2 separate regions of the Mus musculus genome follow, and region 2 is linked to region 1. A link is a loop called in an ENCODE intact Hi-C map of the cell type or tissue named here. Cell type or tissue: left cerebral cortex. All regions are shown on one strand. Each heading gives the region's core, and the rest is flanking DNA. Links, peaks and the distances in the headings are about the cores only.

Region 1 (8,098 bases), core at 2,096-7,095:
TTCATTAGTAATGATGGACTTCCTGGTGTCAGTGTACGACTATATTTTCTAATTGTAAATATTGTCATTGTAAACGTTGTCATTGTAGTGTAGAGGCAAGAGAGAGTGGCACTTGCAAGAAGGCTAGTAGGCAATCTAACTTCCTCCACAACATACAGATTCTCCCTCTCTCTCTCTCTCTTTCTCTCTCTCTCCCTCCCTCCCTCCCCCTCCCTCCCTCTCTCTCTCTCTCTCTCTCTCTCTCTCTCTCTCTCTCTCCTTTCTCACTCTCTCTCTCTCTCTCTCCCTCCCTCCCTTCCCCTCCCTCCCCCCTCTCTCTCCCTGTGTGTGTCCTGCCCTCCCTCCTCCCTCTTTTATCTGTCCTCTCTCAACACTGTCCCCATTTCTCTCCCTTTTGTTCCCTTCCTCTCTCTCTCTCCCTTTTGCTCTTCTCCCTTTTCTGCCTTCCCCCCACCGCCCCCCCCCCCCCAGTTAGATGTCTGTCTGCTGAACCTGAAGAAGTCCTTAGGTGCAGCTAGTCTTTGAACTCGTTTGCTCTCATGGATGCCTTTGGAGTATGTGTTGTTTTTATCTGCTCTCCTTCCAGATCATGAAAGAGATACCCAGAACATTCTATGTATTAATGCCATAAAAGACTGCCTCCAGCAAGCCCTTAATGTCTGAACAAAGAGAGGAATTGTTCACACAGATACACATACAAGTAGGGGAAATCTCTCTGTCAGGAAATTTCAGATCATTTCATTGTTTACATTTGCAATTCAAACATATTGACAGAGCAGTGCAAATAAATGTGCACTAGGAAAGGCGGGGAGAAATTATTTGCACAGATACTGCAAAAGATTTTTCTAGCTATGTGAGAAATGAACATGAATTTTTGCCATATTTGGTAAAGTGAAAGTTAAAAAGAGAAAGCACATGTAAAAAGGAGACAAGCAAAAACTGATTTGAATATTATCGCAGGGCAAAGGAAATCACCATTCAACCTTTATAAATGAGCAAAAGCAGATTAATTTTCCCAATCACAAACATTAATGATATTAAATGACTTTTAATACATGCCATAGGATAAGATATTGATTACAAAGATAATCCACAAATGTGTTCTAGGGGTATAAATGAATGCTTGCCGAAACAAAATACAGAGAGGATAGGGGAGACACAAAAGAGGTTCTGAGTTAAAGTTGAACAGGTATCATTGAGATTTCTTGAATTGAAACCAATATATTCCACTGAATTTGTAAATAGAAATAGAGTATAAGGTACAATCCAAGGTTTGATGCCTAGGAATCTTATTATATACATGTGTGTATATTGTAATTGTGCATACATGATCCATAACTATCAGGACTTTTTTTTGGGGGGGGGGGTAAGTACAGGCAAAAGAAAGGGAGAGCAGAGGCACCAGATGACAAACATCTTAGGAGCCGCCCCATAACCAATGATAGAAACCTCCAGCCTCTCATCTCAGATACAAAACTGAAATTTATCTAAATGGTGTGAGTCATGGTTGCCCATAGTGGCAGCCTGGTTATTACCGCATTATGTGATAGCATCCTACGTTTCCTCATTGGTGCCTCATGAGTGGTTTTGAAAATAAACTACTGGCATAGTACTTCCAATAAGATCTGAGTCTCCGAGTTGCAAGATCTAACCTAAGCCAATATGGAAGTAATAATGGTCCAACAGCAAATCTGGCTACACCCAAGTGTTTGTTTTTCCTCCGAGCTGATTTTAATTACTAAATTACTAATGCCTGAACTTGCATAACTTTACATTTAGAAATTATCAGTTAGTAATATATAAGCTCCTCTATCTTTCTTGGAAAAATCACCTTTATAGCAAACCAGCGTTCTACTTGTGGTTTCATCTGTGTGACACAAGGTAGGAGAAGAAAAACATCAATATTCCAAACAGCTTTCAGATTAAACTCTACAAACCTCGGTAACCTTTATCCTTGGGTCAAGTTAAACCACATGGTCTGTACTTCCTCTTTAGAGTTATAGTGTATTATTTGCAATGGAATACACATTTTATGATGTTAAACAAGCTTGAGGATTAGTGGTATTTGGGAAACCTAAGCATTTCCTAAGTGAAAGACTGTGACCTACGGTGACTTGGGCATCCACCCAGATGTTCACACCAGCATCCTCACTCCTCCCGAGGAGGTTGTGTAAGAGTAAATACATCTTTATAGCAATAAATGTTTAATGTCTATGAATCTGTCAGAACTACCCACTTACAGTTACCTTGATAAAAAGCATTATTGTCTATAAAACTATGAGGTGAAATGTACTTTCCCATCCCAAAAGCTAAAACAGACAGTCTTATTTGTAGGTTCTACATTTGAAGATTAGACGGGTTATTTTAGGCTAACAATGTTTTGAAAAAATAACGAGCTCAGGATGGAAAACCAGAAAGAATTTGTTTCTATTTTATCTTTTGTTTTCAACGTAAGTGTTTGCTTCAGGGGGCTCACTGCAGTGAATCCTGGTAAGAACGCAAGTAAAGAGCATATAGAGACGGATATGAATAACTGCTGAATTTGTCAAGCAAATACTCTTCACTGGTCAGCAAGAGCTGGGTGTTACCTGACTGATTTGTTAAGTCAGATCCTTGCCTTTTCTATGTCACACTTTAGGGTAGGTTATACTAATCTGTGGGATAAGATGACCATTCACTGAAAAATAACACAATTATTTAAAGACCACAAGACCCTTGAACTTGATATGGCTCTGATTATCATTTTGTATATTTGCCAGAAACACACTGATCGATTTTGCTTTTCAACCCCTGCGCCCCCGCCTCTTTCTCTTTTACCGGGAGGAACTGTGCCTTGCAATTTTCTCAGCTCAACACTTTGTTCTTTTCCTTTAAACATCTTGATGTCTAAGAAGCTGCAAACACCACAGGGAGGCACACAACAACGTGAAACTCACCCTTTGAAAAGCAGTGTCCCCTAGCATGAGAGACTGGCATTTTACTTCTGTAAGCATCGGGGTTCCCCAGGAAAATGGAAAGGTGAATTCTGAAGCTAATGTTGTCCCCGTGAGCAGGAGATGGATGAGTAAAGACGAATACAGGCTAGCATTCAACAACCTGATGTGCAAACAGCTTCGGAATGCGCACCCTTTGGACCGTCTGACACCTGCTAGAGTGACCAGTGACATTGGGCCTGACAGAGTCAACCTCAGAGACCTTAGATGTACTGCCATCCACAATGGTAGGCTGCTTTTGTCAGGCTTGGCCACATTTCTTTCAGAAAGGGGCTCTTCTTCTCATTCTGTCTCCTGAAATCTTGACGTTTGTAGTGTGCATTTAAACATATCAGTAAATTGACCCTTTTTCTTTAGGAACACTTTGACGATGTTTTGAGAGTTTCTTACACATAACATAATTTAGGTCTACTTTCTGGATTGCTCTGGAAACACAATATACAACTACCCAATGAATTCTGAAATCAATATTCAATATAAAATAATATTATTTTAATTGCATTTCTTCATTTTGTTTCATATAATCCTGAGACTCCCGTGGCTTATGTCTTCTTCGCTGTTTGGTACATCCAGAGTTATATTTATAATGCTCTATTCTTCCAGGTTTTAAAATCTGGAGGTATAAAAAGTAGGATGTAGGAGGCTGTTAGGGGCATTATTTCAGCAGAAAACTGCCTTATAATTAAATCTTAGTACAGACTATCTATGATGTATTTAAAGCTTAAAGCCATAATTGATTGGATTAGAGTCTGACCATTTATAGGATATTTTAAATTCCTGATTATGTTCTGTTAGTAATTGCTTTTGAAATTTATTTCCAGCTATGTGTTCTCTTCTGCTAGTAACATCACTGAAAGTGCTGTGATGTTCCATTTTCACAGATTTGAACACTTTTGACTATTTCCATTTTGATGCCTTTCATCCTCTCTAATTCTTATAAATTCAAATTTTCTAATAAAAACTTAGGCGATGGACAGGACGAACCACAACAGGTTACATTTATCAAACACCTACAGACATTGTGCTAACTATATTCCCATGGCTTACGATATTCCGCTTTCTCAGTAACCCTAAGAGGTGCTCATTAATGAAGCTCATTGGACAGGCTGGTGAAATCCTTTGTGCAGGTTACACAGCTAAGTCCTCGGAAGTCTAAAACTCAGGGTCCTATTGACTACACAGAGATAAGTTGGGAATGTTATCAAATCCTCAATTACTCGTGAACAAATAATTTCAAAGAGTATACTAGGGAATATTAATAAACTAGAAATGAATTACCAGCTGTCACGATCCACACAAAGCTCACAGATTGCACACTGCTACATGTAAATACACGTCAACAACAAACATTTGGATATGCTCCCATGTCAATTAAAACAAAATACAGAAAGGAAAGCCCACCATGAGCCTTTTCCATTTGCAGTCATACAGCACCTGATACCCGTGCTACCTGATACCGGCTAGAGACAGCTTATTCACTTTATTGTTACTATGCTGCAGGAAGTGTTGGTCCAACACTTCTTTCTGCCTCTTAGATGACTGAAAAGATCACATGAGTCAGTTGCCCTTCACTGGCATGCCAGGGGCAGATGGGTATGCACAACAAATGTTTCCTGGGTGTGCTGCCAAATGTTGAGTAATGTGTAAAATGTATTTTGGTTTCAACTAAAGATACATATGGTCACTGCAATGTCTGTCAGATGGAATGTGGAACAAAAAGGGTTCAGTGGGTTTGCTCTGAGCAGATTAGGGCTTGTTATGCAGAAAAAAGAGCAGGTCTGTGTGTTTGCAAACTGGCTTCCGAGTAACACTGGGGCTTGCTGACCTTTGCCCCTTGAGTCTATTAAAAAGCATTTATCTGCAATCAGTTATTCATGCAAAGAGACATATAATGAAGAGTAATAGCTTAGTTTCTGGGATGGCTATGGATTTTTTTTCTATGTGTTCTGTGGTGTTATTTGGCTGTGATCATGTTTAATTATTATCAAAGGAGGCAAGAAACATAAACCCAGAAACATTCAAGGAAAAGAAACAAACCTGACGCCTTTTTGGTTTTGTGTAAGATACTGTCTTTGCCCAGTGTTCTTTTGAATGACTTTCTTATGCTTAGAAAGCCACACCACCCTTCATTGGCCCCCCATCCCGGCTGTCTTGCCCCACTCCAGAATGCAATCTTGAGCAGTCATCCTCTATTTCATGATAGGTTTTATATCTCAGCAATCCAAACACATTTAGTTATATGTAATCACTGCCTACATGATAGCAGTTACCGTCAGAGACCTCAGCCTCTGAGCTCTGCGGGTTTCCTAATCAATTCTAATTTGTCACTTGGACAAAACAGTCAAATCGATTGTGGATGCATTGATTAAAAGAAGCCTAACGTCCAAGCTTAGAATAAAAGATCAATAAATAACTACACACACATATTCTGCCTGGCACCATTTAGGGAAAGGATGATCGATCTTTATGTTTTTATGAGAAAACCTGTCTCTTATCTAAATTATTAAATGCTGAATGATTGGATAATATTTTCTAAATATTAAAAGAGGACACGTGTCATTTTAAACGTCTGAAAGTCAGGATATACATTCCTATTTTTTTTCTTTACTAGAAGATCATATTTTGGCACATTTGTAGAGCTGTCTTTTTCTATCTATCTTCATACAAACTTTCACTTTCATTTTTTAATCAGATACAGAACCTTCCCTGCAAATGTGAACCCCTGTTTGCCAATAGAACATTACTTTTAGCCAAAAGCAGATTATATTTATATGGCTCATCTCCAAATCCTGCTGGTTGCCCTCAGTAAATGTGCTAATTGCTTTTTTTAGCTATCCATTTTCTTATCTTAGCCTTTGTGGCTTCATGCACATTTTACTAGATGTTACACTTTCTTGTGTTTAGGTTTTATTTGCATGACACCAAAGTGTGAGTCAGTTGGCTCGCTGCATTTTGCATACATTGCGCATAATGAATTCTAATGTGGAGATTATCTTTGCATGGAGCAAAACTGAAAACATGTGTTTCTCTGCCAGATCTTCTCTAAAGAAATAAAGCCAGAGAGCCTAAAATTTGGACAGTGTGTAACAAAGTAATGCTTCTACAATCTTATCTTCTGAGTATTGGGGAACTGTTGCGTGTTCCCTTTTATGATAGATTTCAAGTGTTTTATGTTATGTTAGCTTATTATAATTTAATTTGATACGTAAATCCAAGAAAATTCTATTTAATATTTATGTAATAAGACTGTAAGGTGTGAAATTTGTACACATTAATGGTTACCATGTAACCGTGAACTTTTATGTAATAGGTTTCATATGGTACCTGGTGATTCTGACGTAAGTATAGAAAAGAGCCTTCTCTTCTTTTTCTGGTCCCAGGCGTTGTGGGAATCATGGTTGACCGTGCAGACATGGCCAAGTCCAAGGAGCACACCAAACACAACCAGTCACATACAAATGGCACAGAAATGGCATCAAGAAACCCTGGCACTCACCTTTGATCCCTGCACTTGGGAGGCAGAGGCAAGTGGATTTTTGAGATCAAGGCCAGCCTGATCTACAGAGTGAGTTCCAGAACATCCAGGGCTGTACAGAGAAACCCTGGTCTCAAAAAAACAAAAACCAACCAACCAAACATAAAACCTGGTCACAAAGACATGAATCTCTTAAGAGGGTTGACCTTGACCCCAAGTTCCTGAGGAACACATTGTTTTGCCAAGAAGCACAAAAAAGGCCTGAAGAAGATGCAGGCCTACAGGGCAAAGGCAGTGGGTGCACCACAGAGGCCATCAGGACTCTGGTGAAGCCTCAGGCCATCAAGCCCAACAAGCTTAAATTCCTCAGCCATCTTGCTTTCATCATTCACCCCAAGCTTGAAAAGCAGAGTCACAGTTACACGGCCCGAGGCTCTGCCAACCAAAGCTCAAGGTTCAAACCAAGGCAGAGGCCACAGCTAACGCCCTTCAGCTCCAGCTCAGGTTCCTAAAGGTGTCCTGTCTCCTGTAAATGCCCCATAGAAAAGGCTCCTGGCAGACAGAAGGACTGCTGTGACAGGCCTAACTACACACTGTTTGTAGATGACCAGGGTCCTAAGCTGTTCTCACAAATAAACTTGAGGCAAGAAAACAAGAAAAGAGAAATAGTAAAGTAATAATAAAAGAAAGTAAAACTGTAAAACACATGACTTTAATATTATTAGCTCATTTCTTATGCTGAACTCTTGCCTGCATGGTCACCTTACATTTATTCTTGTCACCGTATATTATTCTTATCACTATCATAAGATTGCCATGTACTTTAAAACCTAATATGCAAATATCCACCTAATACACAAATATCCACATCCTTCTTCCATGCTTTTTAAACTGAATTTCCTCATATTTAGAGAGGAATTTGGAAGATAACTTTATACCAACATTCAACATTGGGGTGTGTATGTGTGTGTGTCCTGCTTGGGAATTGTCTGTTATATCAGCTTTCATTTTGAACAGGACTTCACACTGTACATAGCTTCTTCCTATGGAAATATCTGCTCTTGTGGTTTTCCATTTTCTGACTTGGTTATTGTTGGCAATCAGGCACATTCATGGACAGCCAGATTCTGGCTTCACAACAATTGGGTGTTAATAAAGCCAGCCACTCAAGGGACTATGTTTCCCCTCTCAATAAAGATCCCACAGGAGACCTGCTGTGTGTTGTGATTTGTTTGGGACTCACTGCTCATGATGAGCTCTATCTTGTCCAATAGAACTATCCTCACTTCACCCAACAATGAGCAGTTTGGCGTCCCTCATCTTATGTTCCAATCCCCAGCACTATGCAGGAAAGAGAGAATCTGCCTCCTTAACATAGCAAGAAAGACAGGGGAAATGGAAGAAAGAAGGGAAGGGGAGAAAGGAGGATGAAGGGAGAAAAGGTAGAAGAGAGGAAGGGAGGGAGGAAAGAAGGGAGTTTATCTAATACTGTTGCTGGGCTTCGCTTCAGTTTTATATTTAATTCCTATCCCAACAACAAAAACCAGACTTTACCAAGAGTCCATTTAGTTTTTGGAGAGCCTTAGTCTGCCAGATGGTAGCAGGGTAGTGTCTGAAATGGTAGTCGCCT
Region 2 (8,098 bases), core at 2,052-7,051, 210 kb after region 1:
TCCTGGAGAGACCCCTGATGCTAAGCACGTCACTGGACTTTAGGAGTGCAGATACTCTGGCGGACAGAGCCTGGTGAAGTATAGCTGGGTTGACCTGACTTCCCAAGAAACAAATCCAGCTCACTGAATAGGGATAGAAAGAGAAAAGTTTAGGGCCGGAAGGGTACAAGTGATTACAAAGTGTCAGAAATAGTCAAAAGAAAAAAAGAAAAAGAAAAAAAAAAAACGAAGAAGAAAGAGGTGAAGAAAGGTGCATTGAGAAAAGTTGCAGGGTAGAAAGAAGCAACAGCAGCAAACCCACCCCCAATTCGCAGAATAGATCAGGAAGGTTGCATTTTATTTCTGTAGTGTGTGTGTGTGTGTGTGTGTGTGTGTGTGTGTGTGTGTTGCTATGGGTTTAACTTTGTAAGTCTCATCCTAGGTTACACAATAACACAACTCAGAAACTTCTTAAGCAACTAATAATGGACAATGGGTGTGTAGTTAGAAAGCACTGAGATCCATGGGAAGGCCTCAGGAAAAGCACCTCCTAAGCTAAGGAGATGGGATGTGAGAGTCTTGCCTGTTCTCACAATTAAACATACTTGCATTGAGTGGCAATGTTGATGGGAGAGGGGATGGTTTCAGTAATGGTCATAGCCATTGCACTTGGATTGATTCCGTGTCTTTGCTCTTCTATCTGATCCTCTTAGGGCTGTGAGAGGCTGGCAGGACCCCATACTAATGAGAAAGTGAGTGAGAGAGTGAGAGAGAGGGGAGGTGGGGAGGGAGAGAGACAGAGACACACAAGGAAAGCGACAGAAGGAAGTTGGGATGGAGGGGATGTCAATCATCATGTAGCTGATGTCTGCTTCTTGGTACTACTTTGTGGGCATCTTGTAGGGGAACTGCTATGTATTTTAGGGGATAATGTGTATTACTTTGAACTTATATATCACCGGAAGTGGTTATTCATCATGATGATCTCTAATTTCAAACATGGACATTGCAAAAACAAATAGAAAAAGTACAAAGTAGGGTGCCTTGTGAGGAAGGACTTTCTCGAGACAGGGTTTCTCTGTGTAGCCCTGGCTGTCCTGGAATTCACTCTGTAGACCAGGCTGGCCTCGAACTCAGAAATCTGCCTGCCTTTGCCTCCCAAGTGCTGGGATTAAAGGTGTGCGCCACCACACCTGGCTCTTACCCAAACCAACAGTTCATAATTTAAGAGTTGCTCCTAGTCAACACACAACAAAGTGTGTTCCAGGACAGCCAGGGCTATACAGAGAAACCCTATCTCAAAAACCCAAAAAAAAAAAAAAAAAAAAAAAAAAAGAGTTGCTCCTGGGTCAGGGAGGTAACATCATGGTACTTTGAAGGACAGCTAGAAAAAGCACCTGACCAGCCCCGTTAGTAAACTGAATGGGTGTGTGTGTGTGTGTGTGTGTGTGTGTGTGTGTCTGAGTACTTAGTCTTGTAGTGGCAGAGGCTTCTTTCTCTAACCTTACAGATCCTTTCAATGGTCTTCCTAGCTTAACGACATGGAAAGTACTACCTGTTACATGCCTAGTAAGTTCTTTTTCTTGCTTTCCCTTTGCCCTGTGTTAGGGATCAAATCCAGGCCCATGAGCATGTGGGCAAACACTTTTTTATTGAGCTATATATCCCCAAATGGTTTTCAGATATTTTACCAAGAACGTTTTCTTTATTGTATATACTTTCTCCAGGCCTACAGATCCCTCCAGGCTCAGTCTAATATAACTTGTCTTGGTTCAAGCCCATCACCACAACTCTGAGCTGCATTAATAACTCAGTTGTTTAACTTTAAAGAAACTTTTATTACATAAAGGTTGTCACATATTTGGACACCTCTCTAGGTCCTGTGGACCTAGCACAGGACACCTCTCTACTTTGTACACAGTTGCTCTCACTCTCCAATCTCATTTTCTTTCTCCTGTAATACAGTATTTCTTAGTCTTTATCTATTTGCTTTCTGACCAACTACACACTGAGCAGAACAAGTGCATTCCCAACTGCTTAAGAATTTGGTAGTTCCCAAATACTCCATCGATCTGGGCTCCATGAAACCAAACTCGCCAAAGATTCATGGACTTTTTGTTAACAATTAGCCTTTGGGCCTTCAGGCTATTTCTAGGGTATTGAATTTCCCTGAGCCTCTCACCTTTTAACACACAGCCAAGCTGCATCCACAACAATGCCCAGACTCAACACTGGCTGCCTGCTACTCAAGCAGTGTCTGTTACTTAATGTAAAGTTACTTAAGAGTGTTACTTAATGTAAAGTTGGGAGATGTCTGATTCAGACCCTGCCCATCTGCTCCCTTTCATTCTGTCAAATCGAAGTGTTGGGGGATTGATCCACAAACAGACCATTATCCCTCTTCACACATGACTCTGTTCAAACTGGAACACCCTTCTCCCCATCCAGGTGAATGTCAATAATGGGGTCTCTTTCCAGTCACTTGGCAGAGCTCTTGTCGGGGAGGGAGTAAGGAGACGGCTCTGGACACACGAAGCAGTTTATGTGCTTAGCATATACCAGGATATAGCTCGCTTGTGTAAGTTCACTGAATCTGTATCTTTGAAACGTTACAGATGTGACTTATTTATAGTTTCGAGTATTTTTTTTTTCTTTTTTTTACCAAAGCTCTTCTATTTGGAGGAAAAATAGTATGTTGGCTCACTTCTTTTCATTTTCCTTTCTCTTGAGCATTGGCTCATGTCTTATGGCTCCGCCATTCTAGTTTCTTCTGTGAACTCCTCCTCCCAGGACCCCTGGCCCTGAACACTCTTGAGAGAGGAATGCACAAATTCCTTCGAGGTTCCATCACTGGAACATGGTCTCAGGAGCGGCAAACAGGAAGTTTCTGGACTTCTGTCTATTTTGTGCTTGGGGCAAAACTGGACTCCACTTGGAAGATTCCGCAAAAAGCAAGGCAGGAGTAAACCAGCAACCTTCCTGATTCCTATCTAAAACTTTTAATGAGGACAGTGTCATATAGAGTCAGTCCCTCCATGGCTTCTCTATCCAGAAGTGGTCTCTCTCTCTCTCTCTCTCTCTCTCTCTCTCTCTCTCTCTCTCTCTCTCTCTCTCTCTCTCTCTCTCTCTCTCTCGCAAAGCAGAGCCCGCCGCCAGACACATCGGGTTATTGCCCCTAAACTTCCTCACTCCACTTTTTACATCTTGAGCGGGACATTTAAAACACAGTTTGGGATTTTGTAAGTTTCCAAAGCGTCCAGAGGGCAGTCCCCTTTTGGCAGCGCCATTGCAGGACGGGAGCCAGAGATTAGCCGAGGTAGGTCCCCTGGTCTCAAAATCCTATTCACCTCGCTCAGAAGCCCAGGACTCTACCTTGCTACTTCCTTCAGCTCAGAGGGGCCAGAAGCAGCTTTCCTTTGCCTGCGTGCCTGGCCTCCTCAATAACACCATTCATCGCCTGCCTCTCGGGGCACCGGGGAAGCCCCAGTCACGCGCCAGGGTTCTCGCTCAGGTACGGGATTCCCGGGGTAACCGCCGGCCCCTAACCTCAGGGGCGGGTAGTCCACTGGGCAGCGTCGGCCCGGAGGCGGGCTCAGGCCGGAAGCCACCCGCGGCCCCGCGAGACCGCGCCCCCGCCCCCGCCTCCTCGTCCTCCTCTTCCAGTACGAGCTCGGCGGCCAAGGGCGCAGGGGCCAGCCCGCCGGTCCCCGCCGCGCTCTTTGTCCCGGCCGCGCGCGGGCGGACGCGTGCGCATCTGCCCCCCCGCCCCCCAGCTCCCCAACCTCCGCCACCCCCCGCCCGCCACCCCCCACCCGGCGGAAAAAAAAAAAAAAAGAAGGCGCAGCGGGAGCGCGCTCGCGCGGGGGCGCGCGGGAGCCGCTCGCGCCCCCTCCGCCAGGCAAGCAGCGAGCACGCGCGCCGCCGCGCCCGCCCCTCCCCCGCCCGCCCGCTCGCTCGGAACTTGCTGACTGCGCGACCGGGAGGAGCCGAGCCGAGCCGAGCCGAGCGCAGCGGCGGGAGGCTGAGCGCGCGGGGGGCTCCCGCGTCCCTGCGCCTTCGCCTTCGGCCGGCAGAGCGCCCACCCCACCGTGGCTCCCGGAGCGCGGGGCGGCGCCACCCTCCGGCCGCAGCGCGGCACTGCACGGCCGCCTGCGACTTTCGATGTTCCACACTCCCGGGCCGGAGCCTCGGCGGCGGCTTCTTTTCCCGCCCCCCCGGTGCCCCCCCCAGGCTGCCTCCATTTCCTCAAGGAAGGTTCCTCGGCGCTCTCCCTCCCCCACAGCGTAGCGGCGCACGAGCGGGCCGGGCGGGCGGCCGAGGTAAGGCGGCGGGGCCGGGGCCCGCGTGGGGGGCGGCGGGGGCGGGGGCGGCAGCTTTGTTCGCGCCGGGCGCCGCGCTCCTCAGTCCGCCGCGCTAGTCAGTCAGCGGCGCGGGGCGGCGGGTCCCGCATCCCCCGGCGGGCGGGCGCAGTGGCGCGGTCCCCTGCGCGGCCCTCCCCACAAAGGACCGCGGAGCTGCGTGGCCCAGTGCTCGCCCCGGGGCGGGCCGCGCCAATTTGTTGCACTTCTGGGGGTGGGGGGTGGGGGAGGGCTTTTGTTTGTTTGTTTGTTTTGCCCTCGGGGTTTTGGCCGCTTTGCGGATTTTTTTTTTTTTTTTTAAAATAACAAAATGTCGGTCGGTGAGGGAGGAATTGAGCGGGGAACGTCGATGGCACCGGGAGCTTTGCAGAAGGTGCAGTTTGGAGCCTGCCCTTCCCCGGGTGGCAGCTCGGGCTCGGCCCGGTGAATCCTCGCCGCCGGCCGTGGGGACGGCTGTGGGGCGGCTGCCAGTTGATTTTTTTTTTTTTTTTAAATTCGAGTGCTGTGTTCAAAGGCTTTCGGTGCGCACGGGAGGACCCCGTCACCGTAAATAAGCATATGGGCGACTAACGGGGTATGTTTTTCCTCTGGGAAGGAGGATTTGATCGCTCAGACCGGTGTCAGCCTGTAAATATTTAGACGGTATTAGTGACTTCTGAACATTCTCGGCGAGATCTGTTATTTACAGTTGTCATATGTTATTAATGCCCGTTGCCCAAGTTCCCTGGCAAATCTGTTTCATGCCTTCTGAGAAAGTAGACAATTGATAGATTGTCCAAGGGATGGGAAAAAAATGTGAGTGGGTTTTCCAACTTGCATTTTGGTAAATCCCTCAACGCCTGCATTATAAATTATGATACGTATCAGATTCCCTGTAACGTGCTGCACCCTAAGTACAGGGACTTTCGAATCCTTTTCAATAAAATACTCTCAAAGGTGCTTATTGAGAAGTGCATGCTGCTATTTTTTTTTAAAGATCTAATGTTTCTCCATGGGTCTCTTCTCTCCTTAGAAGTTTTCCCAGAGATAAGTTCACCAAGATGTCCAGTGACAGGCAAAGGTCGGATGATGAGAGCCCTAGCACCAGCAGTGGCAGTTCAGATGCAGATCAGCGAGACCCTGCCGCTCCAGAGCCCGAGGAACAGGAAGAAAGAAAACCTTCTGCCACCCAGCAGAAGAAAAACACCAAACTCTCTAGCAAAACGACTGCTAAGTTATCCACTAGTGCTAAAAGGTAATGTCTACAAGGGGAGGACTCACACGGTCAGGTCCCCTTCCCATTGGTGGCTTTTGCTGGCTTAACTTCAGTGGCAATAGTTCAGAAATAGTTCTCCATCAAACGTATGTGAACTTGAGTGGGCTGTCATTCTGTGTGTGGTATAGCCACGCAGTTTCCCTGCAACTATCGACTCTAAAGCCAGCAGACTTTGTTCTGTGCTGTGGTGACTCGAGGATGGCCTCAAGAAGAGCTGGGCACTCATTCTGACAGATGAAGGGCTTGGCAAGGGAAATCTGGTGAGTCCCAGTGAAATGGCTTGTAGGAGAGGTTTCCTTCTGTGAGTCATGTGTGAGTGAAGTTGACAGTTCTAGAGATCAGCAGAGCTTCTCTCCAGAAAACGGAATTGTCAGAAATAACAATATTTACCAGAAAATTGGTAAACTCCAGGCTTGGCTCTAGTGGGAAGCAGTTCTTAATGTGTGCTTTAAATTGGCTTACAATCTGTAAGAAGAGGACTTTAAATCATGTGGCACAGGTGTGACTGAGTGAGTTACTGCTATCCCACCTCCTCGTGAGGGCAGATACAACTCGGAAGTAGCTGTTACAGTTTAGGTGTCACCCAGTGACTGAAAACACCCTCGGCCTTCCTCTGCGTAGCTCCAGCATTGTGGATGAGCTTGGCAGGTTAACAACAGGGGGAACATTTCTGAGTCCAAGTGAGAGATCAGTTCTTCTCTGTTGACTTCTATTTTCTGTGGTGACTGAACAGATCCTGTCAATGGGGCTCCAAGTGGTAGCAGTGTTGGGATACCTAGAGAAACTAGTGATTAAGGTGAAATGTGCCTGCCTTACCCAGGACAGGTGTTTCATTGGTTTTTATTGGACATAAATGGAGGAAGAAAAATGTAAAGACTGATCATATGTTACATTTTTATTGTGATTCAAACTTTTTGTCTGGATCTAAACCATCGCTGAAGTGCTAGCAGCTTTAGAGTATTTTATTAACCAGGAACAGCCTTTGAAATAATCTGAAGTGTCCAGTTTGTTGCACTCTCCTGGAGGAACGTATTAAGCACGCTCTCAGTTTTGAAAAATGCCCTGAATTTGAAGAAAACCAGCCAGTTGACTTTTGCTTATACTTCAGCCTACATATTTATCTGTCTTCCCTACTGCAGGTTTATTGACCCTTAAAGGTGTATCTAAAATCAGAGAAGACACTCATAGCTCATATGACTTCTGTTGACTTCCAGTTTGAAATTTTCATTGGCAGAGATATTTATACATTTTAAACTTTTCTGGCAGCTAAAATATTGCCAGAACCATTAATGTGCTCTTGTAGCAGTCTATTAATTTTTAGCTCAGTAAAAAGTGACTTGAAGTCATTGTCAAATTCTCTGCTGTTTTCCCTCCTCCCCTTTTGTCTCATTTGCATATAAGCTTGAAAAGAGAATTTCTTTGGTAAAAAATGTTTTTAAATAGATTGTCTATCCTTCACTGAGCAGTCAGAAGGGGCTATTTCCCAAATCAGGTGTGAATGGCACACTTACTTACACTTGTGCGTGAGAAAAAGAGCTGCAAAGTTTGTGCTAAGGGATTTGGGTTATGCCTCTGAGAACAAAGAGGAAGCAGCCATGTTAGCATTACTGAAGGCAAAGCCAGCCTTGCATTTAACTGCATGGTGGTAGAGGGCAGTGTGATTCCCCGCTTATTCTGTAGACTACCTCAGATCCTTTTTGTTTGTTCTCATTTCACTAACAGAATTCAGAAGGAGCTAGCAGAGATAACCCTTGATCCTCCTCCTAACTGCAGGTAAGAAACAAATTTTGTTGTTCGGATTGTGAGTTGTGGGAAAATAATGATTTGAGATGAATGATCTTGCCTGAATATATGTGCAGCCCAAAGAGCTGGCTTCATGTGTTTCTTCCTTTTATCTTCTGAAGTGCACAGACTAAAAGTGCACTAACTAAATAAAAAGGGGAGAAACGACACGCTAGCATGTCCACATCGTGAGCGTCTGAGTACAGGATTGTGTGCTTCTGAGACCAGTGCGATGGGGCTGGTTTTGCCTGTGTGTCTGTAGGGCAGTTTGGTTTGCAACACAGATTTCAGTGATTTCTAAAATTTTCATCCTTAAAGAACTGTTGTGTGCAATCTGAACTGACCTTCCAAATCTAGAAATTGCTAAATGCAGTGTTAGAAAATGTAACTGCAGTAAACAAGAGTATCGTCGGTTCTTTTTGATTTATTCAGTAACTTGCCTGAAGGGTAAATTTTATGTGCTAAACGATTGGTTTCAGTTGTTTTCTGGAGGATGCATTGTTGGAATTATTTATGTTTTAAGCAGTTGTCCTAATTACTTGAAAATTCTTAGTAAGTACTGAGTAAGTTATAATTGTAGAAAGAATTTCACTGGAACCCAAGTAGCTAGTTAGTGCAATTTTTTGTTTGTTTTATCATATATGTTACTTTTTAAATTTTTGATTATATGGCTTATGAAATGAGTAAGATTTAGAGATAAATTCAAATAATTTGCAAACTATGA

Evidence for each region. Peaks named below come from ENCODE experiments on the same cell type or tissue, not always from the same donor. Only the 100,000 strongest peaks of a DNase experiment are listed, where the experiment ranks them.
Region 2: it touches region 1 in a loop (10-fold over the local background); 1 of 42 quality-filtered maps calls a loop at or near these places.

Annotation. Positions count from the first base shown.
Region 1 is chr2:78,651,025-78,659,122 of GRCm38, forward strand. No RefSeq gene overlaps it. Among named protein-coding and RNA genes, the nearest start is that of Gm39865, 96 kb to the right of the region's middle. In left cerebral cortex, for the core only: no CTCF peak of the experiment used is centred there; DNase peaks (open chromatin) are centred at 4,607 and 5,947.
Region 2 is chr2:78,865,108-78,873,205 of GRCm38, forward strand. It overlaps Ube2e3 (ubiquitin-conjugating enzyme E2E 3), which reads left to right and starts at 3,940. Exons shown (of 6, transcript NM_009454.2): 1 at 3,940-4,298; 2 at 5,350-5,571; 3 at 7,315-7,365. The coding sequence starts at 5,378. In left cerebral cortex, for the core only: a CTCF peak has its summit at 4,106 (motif pointing left); DNase peaks (open chromatin) are centred at 3,496, 4,084, 4,931, 5,490 and 2 more places; H3K4me3 peaks cover 3,884 bases; H3K27ac peaks cover 2,982 bases.